Linked DNA regions of Homo sapiens: all the other regions are linked to region 2. The links are chromatin contacts, found by Hi-C or POLR2A ChIA-PET in ENCODE. All regions are on one chromosome and are shown on one strand. The core of a region is the stretch at or near the end of the contact, and the rest is flanking DNA. Distances in the headings are between cores, read along the strand shown.

The links. Hi-C counts contacts between places; a loop is a spot of excess contacts on that map. ChIA-PET counts read pairs that join two places held with the same protein, here RNA polymerase II (POLR2A). Pooled maps may share reads with other maps.
Region 1: a loop to region 2 is called in a map of tibial artery, with 4 times the contacts of the local background. The contact joins the promoter of PPP1R3G here to the enhancer-like site in region 2. A Hi-C loop is called at or near these places in 1 of 168 maps with a recorded cell type or tissue (tibial artery) and 5 of 50 pooled maps. POLR2A ChIA-PET finds 5 or more read pairs at or near these places in 1 of 52 experiments (activated CD4-positive, alpha-beta T cell).
Region 3: a pooled map shows a loop between it and region 2 (4-fold over the local background). The contact joins two enhancer-like sites. A Hi-C loop is called at or near these places in 1 of 168 maps with a recorded cell type or tissue (IMR-90) and 4 of 50 pooled maps. POLR2A ChIA-PET finds 5 or more read pairs at or near these places in 1 of 52 experiments (AG04449).
Region 4: a loop to region 2 is called in a pooled map, with 4 times the contacts of the local background. The contact joins two enhancer-like sites. A Hi-C loop is called at or near these places in 2 of 50 pooled maps.

Annotation. Positions count from the first base shown.
Region 1 is chr6:5,084,072-5,086,788 of GRCh38, forward strand. PPP1R3G (protein phosphatase 1 regulatory subunit 3G) reads left to right here and starts at 1,270. Exons shown (of 1, transcript NM_001145115.3): 1 at 1,270-2,717. The coding sequence starts at 1,415. The coding sequence ends at 2,491. The region is part of intron 3 of LYRM4-AS1 (LYRM4 antisense RNA 1); the gene reads left to right. It also overlaps a transcript of LYRM4 not described here. RefSeq lists silencers at 252-321, 352-631, 1,042-1,221, 1,472-1,571, 1,712-1,761 and 1 more and an enhancer at 1,552-2,241.
Region 2 is chr6:5,763,176-5,766,018 of GRCh38, forward strand. All of the region lies in intron 6 of FARS2 (phenylalanyl-tRNA synthetase 2, mitochondrial), which reads left to right. Among named protein-coding and RNA genes, the nearest start is that of NRN1, 240 kb to the right of the region's middle. RefSeq lists an enhancer at 1,220-1,409. Within about 2 kb of position 1,321, at least 7 of the 41 ENCODE cell types and tissues checked have a DNase peak (open chromatin) inside an H3K27ac peak, as active enhancers do; they include tibial artery, where a contact is called at or near this core.
Region 3 is chr6:6,544,831-6,547,536 of GRCh38, forward strand. All of the region lies in intron 3 of LY86-AS1 (LY86 antisense RNA 1), which reads right to left. Among named protein-coding and RNA genes, the nearest start is that of LY86, 43 kb to the right of the region's middle. RefSeq lists enhancers at 2,173-2,232, 2,313-2,362, 2,453-2,502. Within about 2 kb of position 1,346, at least 5 of the 41 ENCODE cell types and tissues checked have a DNase peak (open chromatin) inside an H3K27ac peak, as active enhancers do.
Region 4 is chr6:6,330,157-6,332,879 of GRCh38, forward strand. LOC124901253 (a long non-coding RNA gene) reads left to right here. Exons shown (of 2, transcript XR_007059428.1): 2 at 1-11. Among named protein-coding and RNA genes, the nearest start is that of F13A1, 11 kb to the left of the region's middle. RefSeq lists an enhancer at 1,656-1,705. Within about 2 kb of position 1,340, at least 3 of the 41 ENCODE cell types and tissues checked have a DNase peak (open chromatin) inside an H3K27ac peak, as active enhancers do.

The DNA.
Region 1 (2,717 bases), core at 20-2,519, 680 kb before region 2:
CCAACCTGGGCAGCATAGCAAGACCCCTATCTCGAAAAAGTTAGAAAGAAGGAAACTCTGGGAGTGGGGCCCTGTGATGTGACAACGGGCCCCCGAGTGATGTCCGTGCATGCTGAAGTAGAATCACTGACTTAGATGGCCCTCAGGGTGGCCTTAAAACCAAAACAAGAAAAACACCACTTTTAGACGTTCCCCCAATCCCTAGGTACCACGACGCGCTTCCCCACCCCTCCCCGGCCTCAGGTTCGGGCCTTGGCCCCTGGCAAGGCCGGAGCAGCAGGGCGGTGACAGCGCAGTCCGGCGCGGGCCACGCCCCCACTCCCGGTGGGCGGGGAGGGTGCTTGGGGCGCTGGCGTCCGGTTGCGGTGGGAGGTGGTGCGTGCCGCGTGGGCGCCGGCCCCACGGGGCCCCCTCTCCGCCCTCCCTGCGGGATCCCGGGGCGCGGACTCGCGGGCGCGTCGGGCGGGACAGGGGGAGGGGCGGGACGTGCTCCCGGGCCTGGCGCGAATGGCCTCCGGCCGCTCTCGGCTGCGGGCCATGGCCGCTCCCCGGCGCGTCCCCACACGGTCCCCGCCCCAGTCTGGCCGCAGCCCACCCCGCGCCGCCACTGGGCAGATGGGGGCGGCGGCTCCTGCCTCCCGGCTTTCGGAAGAGCAGAGCGGAGCGCGCCTGACCGAGTCAGGCTTCCGAGTGGGATTGGAACCCGGGGCGCCCTGAAGTTTGGGGAAAGCAGGAGCAGAAGGGAAGGGATGCGCTCCCCGCTCTCCGGCGGCGCGGAATGGGCCTCCTTCCAGCCTCTGCGTAGGCAAGATTTCCCCAGTTGCGCGCTGCACCGGGGACTCCCCAGCCCGTGAGGCAGCCAAGAGGAGAGCGCTCAGTGACCCTCTGGGGGCAGAGCCGTCAGGCCAAGTTCATGGGCAGGAAGACTTTGTGCACGTGGGGGTCTCTGAAGGTTGAGCGCGAGCTCTGCACCCCCACTTCGAGGCACTCAAGAAGCGGAACAGACGCGAGCCCCGCCGGGGGTGCGGGTGAGGGCTGCAGGGAGCCCGCGAACGACAGAAAGTCGCCCCCCGCATTCCACCGGAGCACTCGGGAACACGGCTTCCAGGTGTCCCAGCGGCCGCGCCTCCCCGCCCCCGGCCCTCCCCCGTCGCGGGCAGGTTCAACCGGGAGGCGGCGTGGCCCCGGAGCCGGCCCCAGGCCCGCATCCTCCTCCCACTTCGCCCTGGGCAGCCGCAGCTAAAAGCCGGAGGCTCCAAAGTGGAACTACGTTGTCTTGTCGAGCCTGGGGCGACTCGCCTCGGGGAGGGCGAGCCTGAACTGCAGCCCTGCGCTCCTTCCACGGCCCGAGGAGTTAGTTAAGTCTCCAGAGGGGCCCGGTTCGGCCCGAGCAAGTCCAGGGGCGAACGGCGTCATGGAGCCCATAGGGGCGCGGCTAAGTTTGGAGGCGCCGGGACCAGCGCCCTTCCGAGAGGCCCCGCCGGCCGAGGAGCTGCCCGCCCCGGTGGTCCCCTGTGTGCAGGGTGGCGGCGACGGCGGTGGCGCTTCGGAGACCCCGAGTCCTGACGCTCAGCTAGGGGATAGGCCCCTGTCCCCGAAGGAAGAGGCCGCCCCCCAGGAGCAGGAGGAGCTGCTGGAATGCCGCCGCCGCTGCCGCGCGCGCTCCTTTTCCTTGCCCGCCGACCCCATCTTGCAGGCGGCCAAGTTCCTGCAGCAGCAGCAGCAACAGGCGGTGGCACTGGGCGGCGAGGGGGCGGAGGACGCACAGCTCGGCCCGGGCGGCTGCTGCGCCAAGTGCAAGAAGCGGGTGCAGTTCGCGGACACGCTGGGGCTAAGCCTGGCCAGCGTGAAGCACTTCAGCGAGGCGGAGGAGCCGCAGGTGCCGCCCGCCGTGCTCTCGCGCCTCCGAAGCTTCCCTATGCGTGCCGAGGACCTGGAGCAGCTCGGGGGGCTGCTGGCCGCGGCGGCAGTGGCCGCGCCCCTTTCAGCGCCGCCTTCCCGGCTCCGGCCGCTCTTCCAGCTCCCGGGGCCGAGCGCCGCGGCCGAGCGTCTGCAGCGGCAGCGCGTGTGCCTGGAGCGCGTGCAGTGCTCGACGGCCTCGGGCGCTGAGGTGAAGGGCTCCGGCCGGGTGCTCAGCTGCCCTGGGCCCAGGGCCGTGACCGTGCGCTACACCTTTACCGAGTGGCGCTCCTTCCTGGACGTGCCGGCTGAGCTGCAGCCCGAGCCGCTGGAGCCACAGCAGCCAGAGGCACCGTCTGGGGCCTCCGAGCCAGGGTCCGGGGATGCCAAGAAAGAGCCAGGCGCCGAGTGCTTCCACTTCTCGCTGTGCCTGCCCCCGGGCCTGCAGCCTGAGGACGAAGAGGACGCCGACGAGCGCGGCGTCGCGGTCCACTTCGCTGTCTGCTACCGCTGCGCGCAGGGCGAGTACTGGGACAACAACGCGGGCGCCAACTACACGCTGCGCTACGCGCGCCCTGCGGACGCGCTCTGAGCCTGGAGAGTTTCGAAGAGCCGTGGGGCGGGGTTGATTAGCACGTGGAGCTCGGGCTGCCGCCTCAAGGAACTTGCTGGGACGCTTTGCTGAGCGTGGCGAGTCTGGCGTGAGGGGCGCGTGGAGGGAAAGGAGGGAGACTTTGAACCGTCGACTCGCACCCCCGCAGACAAGTGAGCGAGCTTAGAGAGCCCGGGCAATGCTCCGAAAGCCTCTGACCTCAGTC
Region 2 (2,843 bases), core at 71-2,570:
GCCCATCCTAGCCTTGCCCTTTCTTCCTGTGCAGGCTCTGGGAATGCTGGAGGATTGCTTGAGCCTAGGAGTTTGAGATTGGCCTGGGCAACATAGCGAGACCCTGTCTCTACATGAAATCAAAAAATTAACTAGATGTGGTGGTGCATGCCTGTGGTCCCAGCTTTTCAGGAGGCTGAGGTGGAAGGATTGCTTGAGCCCAGAAGGTCGAGGCTGCAGTGAGCCATCATTGTGCCACTGCCACTGCACTCCAGCCTGGGTGACAGAGCAAGACCATGTCTCAAATAAATAAATAAATAAAAGGATCTCTTCTGTCTTCTGAGGTGACTCCTAGGATTCTAGAGCCAGAAGGAGCCTCAGAGCACATTTATTCCACTCCTGTCACTGGGGGCAAAAATGAGGCCAGTAGAGGTTAAATGACTCGCCCAGATTCACACAGTCATCACAGGAGCTTGGGCTGGCACCCAGGCCTCCTGCCTCCAGGCCTGTGTCCTCTTCTTGCATTAAGCCCAGAGCAGTTCATTAGGAAAACCGTATAGAGTCATGAGACCCTAAGTCTCATGATCAGAATTTCATCTTCTCTTCCCTTTTGGTTTTTTTTTTTTTTTTTTAACATAGAGAAGGTAAAGGGGGAAAATGATTTACTTAGTTTCCAGACCACTTATTTAAATCCTGCCCAATCTGACTTCCACTCCTCACTTCACTGTTGCAGCCAAAGCTAACTAATGCATCCGTGCTCCAGGGGAAGGAATCTCTTCCCATCCTCAGTCCAAAGTCAGAGTCCAAACTCTGAGGAGGGTAAAAGAAACACAGGAAATACAAGTCCCTCACCCCCACAGCCTCATTACACTCTCCAATAAGCCACAGGAGTAAAGGAGGAAGATGGGGCGGATGCGTAGGTATGGAGCGCCTACTCTGGGTGGCTGGCTCTGTATTAACACTCTACACGCCCCCTCATTCAGTCCTCACAAACCCTGGAAAGCAAGTTTTGTTCGCCTCACTCTGCAGATGGAGTTATTGAGGCGAGAAGGGTGATGTAAGCTGCCCAGAGTCGCACAGCTAGCAAAGGGCAGAGCAGGAATTAGAACCAAGTTTCTCTAGCTGCAAAGTCTGGTTCTCCACTCCACCATGCCCATTCACTTCTATATTTTCAGGAGAGGCCATGGAACCTGTCCTCACTTCCTCCTCCTCCTCCTGCCTTACTGTGCCTCTTGCCCGAGTCCAGCCCTACCCACTAAAGCATTGCACGTATTGACCCTCGCAGCCATGCACAGTGCCTCTGACGTGGGCAGCTCCAGACTGAGCTTCTGCATCAGACAAGCAGGAGACAGATGAGGAGTGAGCCGGGGAAACCCAGTGTTTGTTACTCTGAAAATGGAAGCTGCCCCGTGACAGCATCTTCTCTCCCGTTGAGTAATCCCTGCATGAATAGATGGCAGCTGCAGTGACTGCTGGTCATATGTGATCTATTCTGGGAGGTGTTGAGCGCACCATCCAAGAACATGAAGTCGCTGCTCTGTCACAGATGGAGAAGCAGACTATTGTGGATGTTGCAGGAGCTGGGATTTGGCTGGATCCCCTGGAAAGGTTTTATTTTGAGTGCAGAGCCTGTTTGGTTGCCAGGGTAAACCAAGTGGTTGTATGATAGAGGAATTCCAACCCTCGCTAACACTCTGACCCCTTGTGCCAGCTTTCCAATAAGGCTTGAGAGTTCTTTAGAAAATCTCCTTCTTGGCACACTTTGAACTGGAGAGCAGTGACACTCTTGGCAGTGCTTTTGGTACTTGTTAGTTGTATCACTTAAGTTGATCGGGAAAAGAAAATAATCACTGGGGAGGGACCCCTTTTAAACATTTATAGTTTTGAGAATGCTTCACTGATCCAGCCCTGACTATACTCAGCACCTATACATCCTTGTCTTTGGTCTAGGGGCTCTGGTAGGAGGCGGCATTGAAATATGCCATCCCCTCCCTGCTGTTGCATTCTGCCGTCCAGCCCAGCTCTCCCATTGGCCCACACGGGGCTGCCCCTCTGGCCCTGGCTCTCGGCTTCCACACAAGCAGCTACTCTTGTACAGGATGGTAAAGTTAGGTGGCATTCACACTGGAGCAGGGACCAGGATCCAAGTGAAAGTAAGTTTCAGGAAAAGCTTGAGTCATGTTTCCAGTTTCAAGAGCCAGGCTGAATCTCTCAGAAGGGGAGCTGACGGGCGGCAGTGGGAGAGTGGAAGAGGTGGGCCCTGGGCACAGCATGTACTATGGCATCGCTCATCACCTGCCAATGGCAGGGAGCGTGGGCTGTCTTATATTCTGTTTGCCCCTCTCAAGAGGTAAGCTCCTAGCAGGCAGGATAACCTGAAGCCCTCTGGTGGGCCCTGTAGTGCCGCACTGTACTAGACAAACAGCGCGTGTCAGTGTTCTCGGGGAGGTGGGAGAAATTATGCACTGAAGAGCAAATCTCGGGAGAACATGAGGTTCCACGTGGGGTGCGGTGTGGCTGACTTCATCGCCAAGCAAGTACCAGCCCCTCCTGCTGTCATGGGCGTACTAGGGAACAGTCCTTTGCTCAGCCGGCTCCTGGGTTTCTGCAGGACCTCAGCAGGCTGCTAACTCCCGGATGTGAGCTGGTTGAGGGCAGATACTGGGTCCCCTTCATGTGCTTCTCTGTGTCCAACTCAGTGACTGAAACATGCTGTTTGTTGAATAACTAAAGGAATCTATGAATAAACTGGTGACAATGGAAGCCCCAGAGGTTCAAACATTCTAAGATGCCTATACCAAAATCTTTAAAAAAAATCAAACTCTATCCAGTGACCAACTCATTTTAGCCAATACCCCAATGCA
Region 3 (2,706 bases), core at 96-2,595, 780 kb after region 2:
GTGGTGGGCACCTGTAATCCCAGCTACTCAGGAGGCAGGGGCAGAAGAATTGCTTGAACCCAGGAGGCGGAGGGGCAGAGGTTGCAGTGAGCCCAGATCGCACCATTGCACTCCAGCCTGGGTGACAGAGTGAGACTGTCTCAAAAAAAAAAAAAGAAGAAACCTCTCTCATTTAGCCTTCTATCTAACGATGTTTCTATACTGACCATGTTTAGAAATTAGCAAATAGCATATGGTCTCAACTAAATTAAACACCCACAGGAAAAAAATAGTTTAAGGAAACATACCAAAAGGATTATTATGTATTTAGAATCCGGGTAATATTTAATTTTTGTTTTCATATATTTCCTTATTTTCCAAAAATTGAGAAGAACATCTACTAGTTTCATAATGAAAAATCATATTTTCTAAATGCCTAAACACACAATGTTTAACATAACACTACGTACGCCGTACATGTATAACATACAATTAGGTAAAAATTATCCACATGGAAAACACCTGGATAGAACTCCCCTCCCTCCACACACACACACAAAAATCCCAGTGTTTTCCTCTGCATAGCGATTTCTCTATACATATCTGTAAATTTTCAAATTTTTATGTAATGGAGGAGGGAAGGGGAAACTTTAAAACACCAGTCCCAGAAATATGGCCCACCTGTGTGTGGGTGGTTAAGGAGCACACCTGGAACATTCACACCAGGTTCCCCTGGGAGCCCAGTGTCCTCCCCCACTCCAAAACCACGCCCGGCTACTTCTTGTATTTTTAGTAGAGATGAGGTCTCACCACCTTGGCCAGGCTGGTCTCCAGCTCCTGAGCTCAAATGATCCACCCGCCTCAGCCTCCCAAAGTGTTGGGATTACAGGCGTGAGCCACCGCACCCGGCGGTTCGTTTCATTTTCCTTCACTACCTTTCCTCGCTCACTCCACTGGCTCGTTCTTGGAGCCCCGACTCCTCTACACTGGGTCCCACTACACTGGCCCTTGGTACATACATTCCCACACTGTCAATCAACTCTTTCACCCCCACTCTGCGAGTCCCATCTCCCCAGGAGCCCGCGAGCTCCTGGGACAAGGATGTGACCATCCCCAAGCTCCTTCTCCAGGCTGAGCTGGGGGTGGGGGGGCTTTCCACAAATAAGATTAAACTGAACAGGCGCCCTTCCTCCCTCAGCCTTTCCTGGCCCTCATCCTTGAATTCCCAGCCCCCAGCTTTGCTTGGGAAATCAAAAGACGCCAAAAGGCAAAAAAACAGCTCACTGGGGAGAAAAACCCGAGTCTCCCTCCCAGGTCAGTAATTAGTGCGGCCGGAGGAAGAGCAGCCCCTGGCACAGTCGGGTCCTTAACAGCTCCCGCCCCAGAAGCTGCCTTCGGATGAACAGCCGGGTGAATCGCCATGAAAAATTAATCAGCCTCCGCCTGTCCGCGGCCTAGATGGGCGCAAAGCAGATGACCTGGCAGGAACCAGCCGCAGTGAAGCCACCGCAACCGCAGCCGCAGCCGCGGAGGGGAGGCCGTGCACCCGCCCGCCGGGAGAGCCGCGCGCCTGAGCCGGGCGCACGTGGGAAGTGGGCCACGAGACTGGAGTCCACCGAGATGGAGGCCCCGGCACTCGGGCTCAGGCCTTTGTGCTTAGCACGTACTGTTGGAATCCAGCACGCCCTGCTCCGGCGGGCGCCTCCGATCCTGAAGCGCGCACCTGGGAACTCACGCACCGCCCAGCCGCGAGGGGCTTGGCCTGGCTGAAAGCCACATTATTCTCGAAAACAACCGTGGGAAGCACACGCTGAGCTCCCGGGGCCCCTAGAGTATGCAAAGAGGCCGGCCCTGCGAGACTAAATAAGTCTCTCCCCCTAGGACCTAGTCCCTTGCCACCGGCTCCCGCGGCCACCGCGCAGCCAGAGTGCACCGTCCCTAGGGCTTTGGCGGTGGCCAGAGCCAGCAAGTGCGGCGGCCTGGAGCTGGGGTGGTGAGGGCGGATGGCAGGTTGGAGAAATGCAGCCGAGCCGCAGGTTTCTAGAGGCCTCTACAGCCCCTGCCATCTGGGCACTGCACAGACAGACGCTGCGTGAGACCTGGAGCTCGCCACCTCCATGCGGCGCTGCCAGCCACTCCGCTGCGGGTGCAGGAGCGTTCCATGTCGGGGACTGAGGGACCAGCGCCGGCTCCCCAGTTTCTCTGCATTGTGAAGTCATTTTCTTAAACTCGGGCTTTAAATAACCACCGATGACTTGCCTACGGGCCACGCAGATGCTATACTCTGACCTCGCTGGGATGTGCAGAAGTATTCTACTGTTTTGCTTTTGAATCAAATTAGGGAGTTTAGAGAAGTTTTAGATTCAGGTCAGGCTTTCCCAGGACCTCCAGGCTGTGGACTGTGCTCGAGCTTAGGCCAACAGCGCCATCTGGTGGTTATGATCCGCATGTACCCGCCAATGCCTGCAGACCGGAGAGAGTGATGTAATGGTCCACAATTGTTCCTGAAGCCAGCTCTGCAGCAGGCCAGATGTTATGGGTGTTTTATACCCCAGTTTTTCGTGTAAGTCACTGAGCGAGGGGGTTTCTTCATAGGACGAATGCTATATGCTGTAATGGAAATTCCCCTTTTTGCAATCTATTCTAGAGAGGGTGGATTTGAAGCTAGGGAGACATAGGACATAAAAAATCCAATCTCTTTGACTCCCAGCCTGACTACCTGACTTT
Region 4 (2,723 bases), core at 90-2,589, 570 kb after region 2:
TATTTATCTAACCTGCTGTTTATAATAATAATACAACACTAATATTGAGTATGCTGTAATATATAGCAATATAATTAATATGGTAATATTTATCTATCTATTATTGACAGACTTTGTGATGAGTAGGAAATTGTATCTATCTTTAAGGCCTGCAGTCAAGAAGGGGAAACTATATTAAAAGCTAGTGTTTTGGAATTTCGTCAACAAGTCTGTTTCCACGATTTAATAGACTTCAAAATATTCTGTGTTTTCCTCCTATAACAAATATGTTCCTTGTGGACCTAATCTGGCATATAATATATGTACAAAAATACAAGTTAATTAATGAATTAAAGTCAGTGGAATCTCTTATGTCAGTGAAAGCAATAGGGTTGCTGACAAAAAAAGAAAGTAAAAGTTTTTAGTGAATTGTATATGCACCACTGGTTTTTATTTCACCTTTATCTTAAACAGTCAGCCACTCACTTAAACTTTGGCTTCTGAGGCTGAGAGCCACATAAAAGGGAGCACTAAATAACTGCAAGTGTAAAGAATGATTTGTGCTCCCTAAAATGCTTTATTCATACAAGGGAACTGAGGCTTGGAGAGGCAAAGGGGCTTGCTCATAATCACACACCTGGCACATTACGGATTTCAGACTCAAACAGACATTTTTAAAACCAAGTCCATTGTCTTGGCTAAAGTACACCTTCTCCAAACTCCTATCTTTCTCTTACTCAAAATTTCCCTTCAAATCTACACATTCCAAGATCTCTCTTAGAGCTGGGCCCATGGTGCTCCTGGAAGATATGATTGGATTTCTCCTCACCCTCTGAGCAGTGTAGGCACAGGTCTTCTGGTGCAGGGGATGGGGACATTAGAATGTGGCAGCTAGCTGGTACCTATTGGAGACCACCCCTGTAGGTGGGGTGACTCTACCACTCTGGTCTGTCAACAGAATAGTTTTTATGGGACCCTCATACGGGTCAGGGACTCTGTTATGTGCTGCAAGGGATTTGCAGGGAGCAAGAGAGAGGTCCTTTCCCGCAAAAGACTTACGGTCAGCCCCTAAGCTTCTCGGTGAAGGGAAGAGCAACATTGAACATCCGTCTTGGACACCTTGCCCCTTGGTTCTTCTATCTCACGAGTGCCTCGCAGTGGCTCTGCCTGTGGACCCTTACTCATGTTCTCTGGACCAGGGTTGTTAACCATAGCAGGTTAGAACTGCCCATTTATTCTAAATACAACAGCCAACTACCATCTTTATTTCAACCCTCACTTCCCACCACTTCTTCTCTAGTCTCAAAATGCCTTTCAGCATAGGCAGGAAATATGACAGAAGAAAGTCCCAGTCGAACAAACAATAACCGAAAATGCTCTTTGTTGCTGGGCCTTGGCGATCAAAGCCCTGCACATGTTTGCCAGCTGTAGTTCAGATGGTTTCTATTTCACTCAGCATTAATTTTTTATGAAATCTGTGGCCCAGGGGCCCATAAGCGGCTTTTAGTTCTTCATTCTATACTGTCTGGTCTAATTGCCAAGGCATGGTAAGACTCAGATTTTAAGGTGTCGTTAATGTATTTACCAGCCTTCCGGTCTACAGGCAGGCTCACCTCTTTGTGTGGGATTTTAATCATGTTTTGTTTTTAGAAAGGAAATGAAGGTATTCTTGGACTAAATATACTTGCTTTTCTTTGGATTTATTATCAGTATTTCACATCAGCGAGACAGCATACACAACACTGCCAATCCCAAACCTCAGACTTTATCTTCCAGTTTAAGTTTGATTCTTAAGAAGCATATGGAGTCTGTGCAGTGGAGGTAAGGCCTGTTTAAAATGAAGGCTGTTGTTTGTATGAAACATGCTTATTTAGTAGTTTATGATAAGGGGCCTGCTGACCCCAAAGGCTATCTTTCTTCTCACTTAGCAGCAGCAGCCTGGACTTTGTTTCAGATCGTCTCTGGATGCTGTAGCAAAGCCAGCAAGTGACTCACTGTCTGTCCTCAAACTCTTTGCAGCCCCCATTACTGAAGAGCCCCACAGACAACTTAGAAAACACAGTGATGGGAAAGTGACAGTGTTTGCAGAGTTGCTGGTTGCCAGGGGTCTACATGCAAGGCCAGTGCCGCGATCATTTTCATGAATTTCAGATGTCCTTTCTCTTGCCAACTTCGTGTGTTTTCTGAAAAATAATAAGAAAAAAAAAAAAACCCAGTCATCTGGCCTTACTTCCTTAAACCGAAGCTATTAGAGGTATCCAGGATCTGACTAGGGCAGCTAATTTTCTTTCAGTAGTGATTATAGCTGCACACCCTGCACAAACCGCATGCAAGACTCCCCCTCAACATAATTTTACATGCTTCACTTCTCCAATTGGCTCCAACTGTTAACAGAGCCCAGGTTTTGCATACACAGCCACACTTGGGGAGAAAGAAAAATACTTTGTTGCAGGCAGTTTTGCCTTGATACTTGGCACTACTCCATTTCCTGACTGCGTTACACTCCCTTCCCTCCCAGGTACCTGAGACTTCTTCATGCATCTGAGTGTCTGGCTTTTGATGCAGCTCCTGGTTAGGAACCAGCCCTCTCCATGGTCATTAGCTTCCTTTTTTTTTTAAAAAAAAAAAAAAAAAACTACCATCTAGTAGGCAGCTTCTTCGGCACTATTGTTAATCTGAGAATTTGCTAGTACTTAACTCACTCTTCACACGCCATAAAAATCTCTATTCTTTGAAGTGTCTAA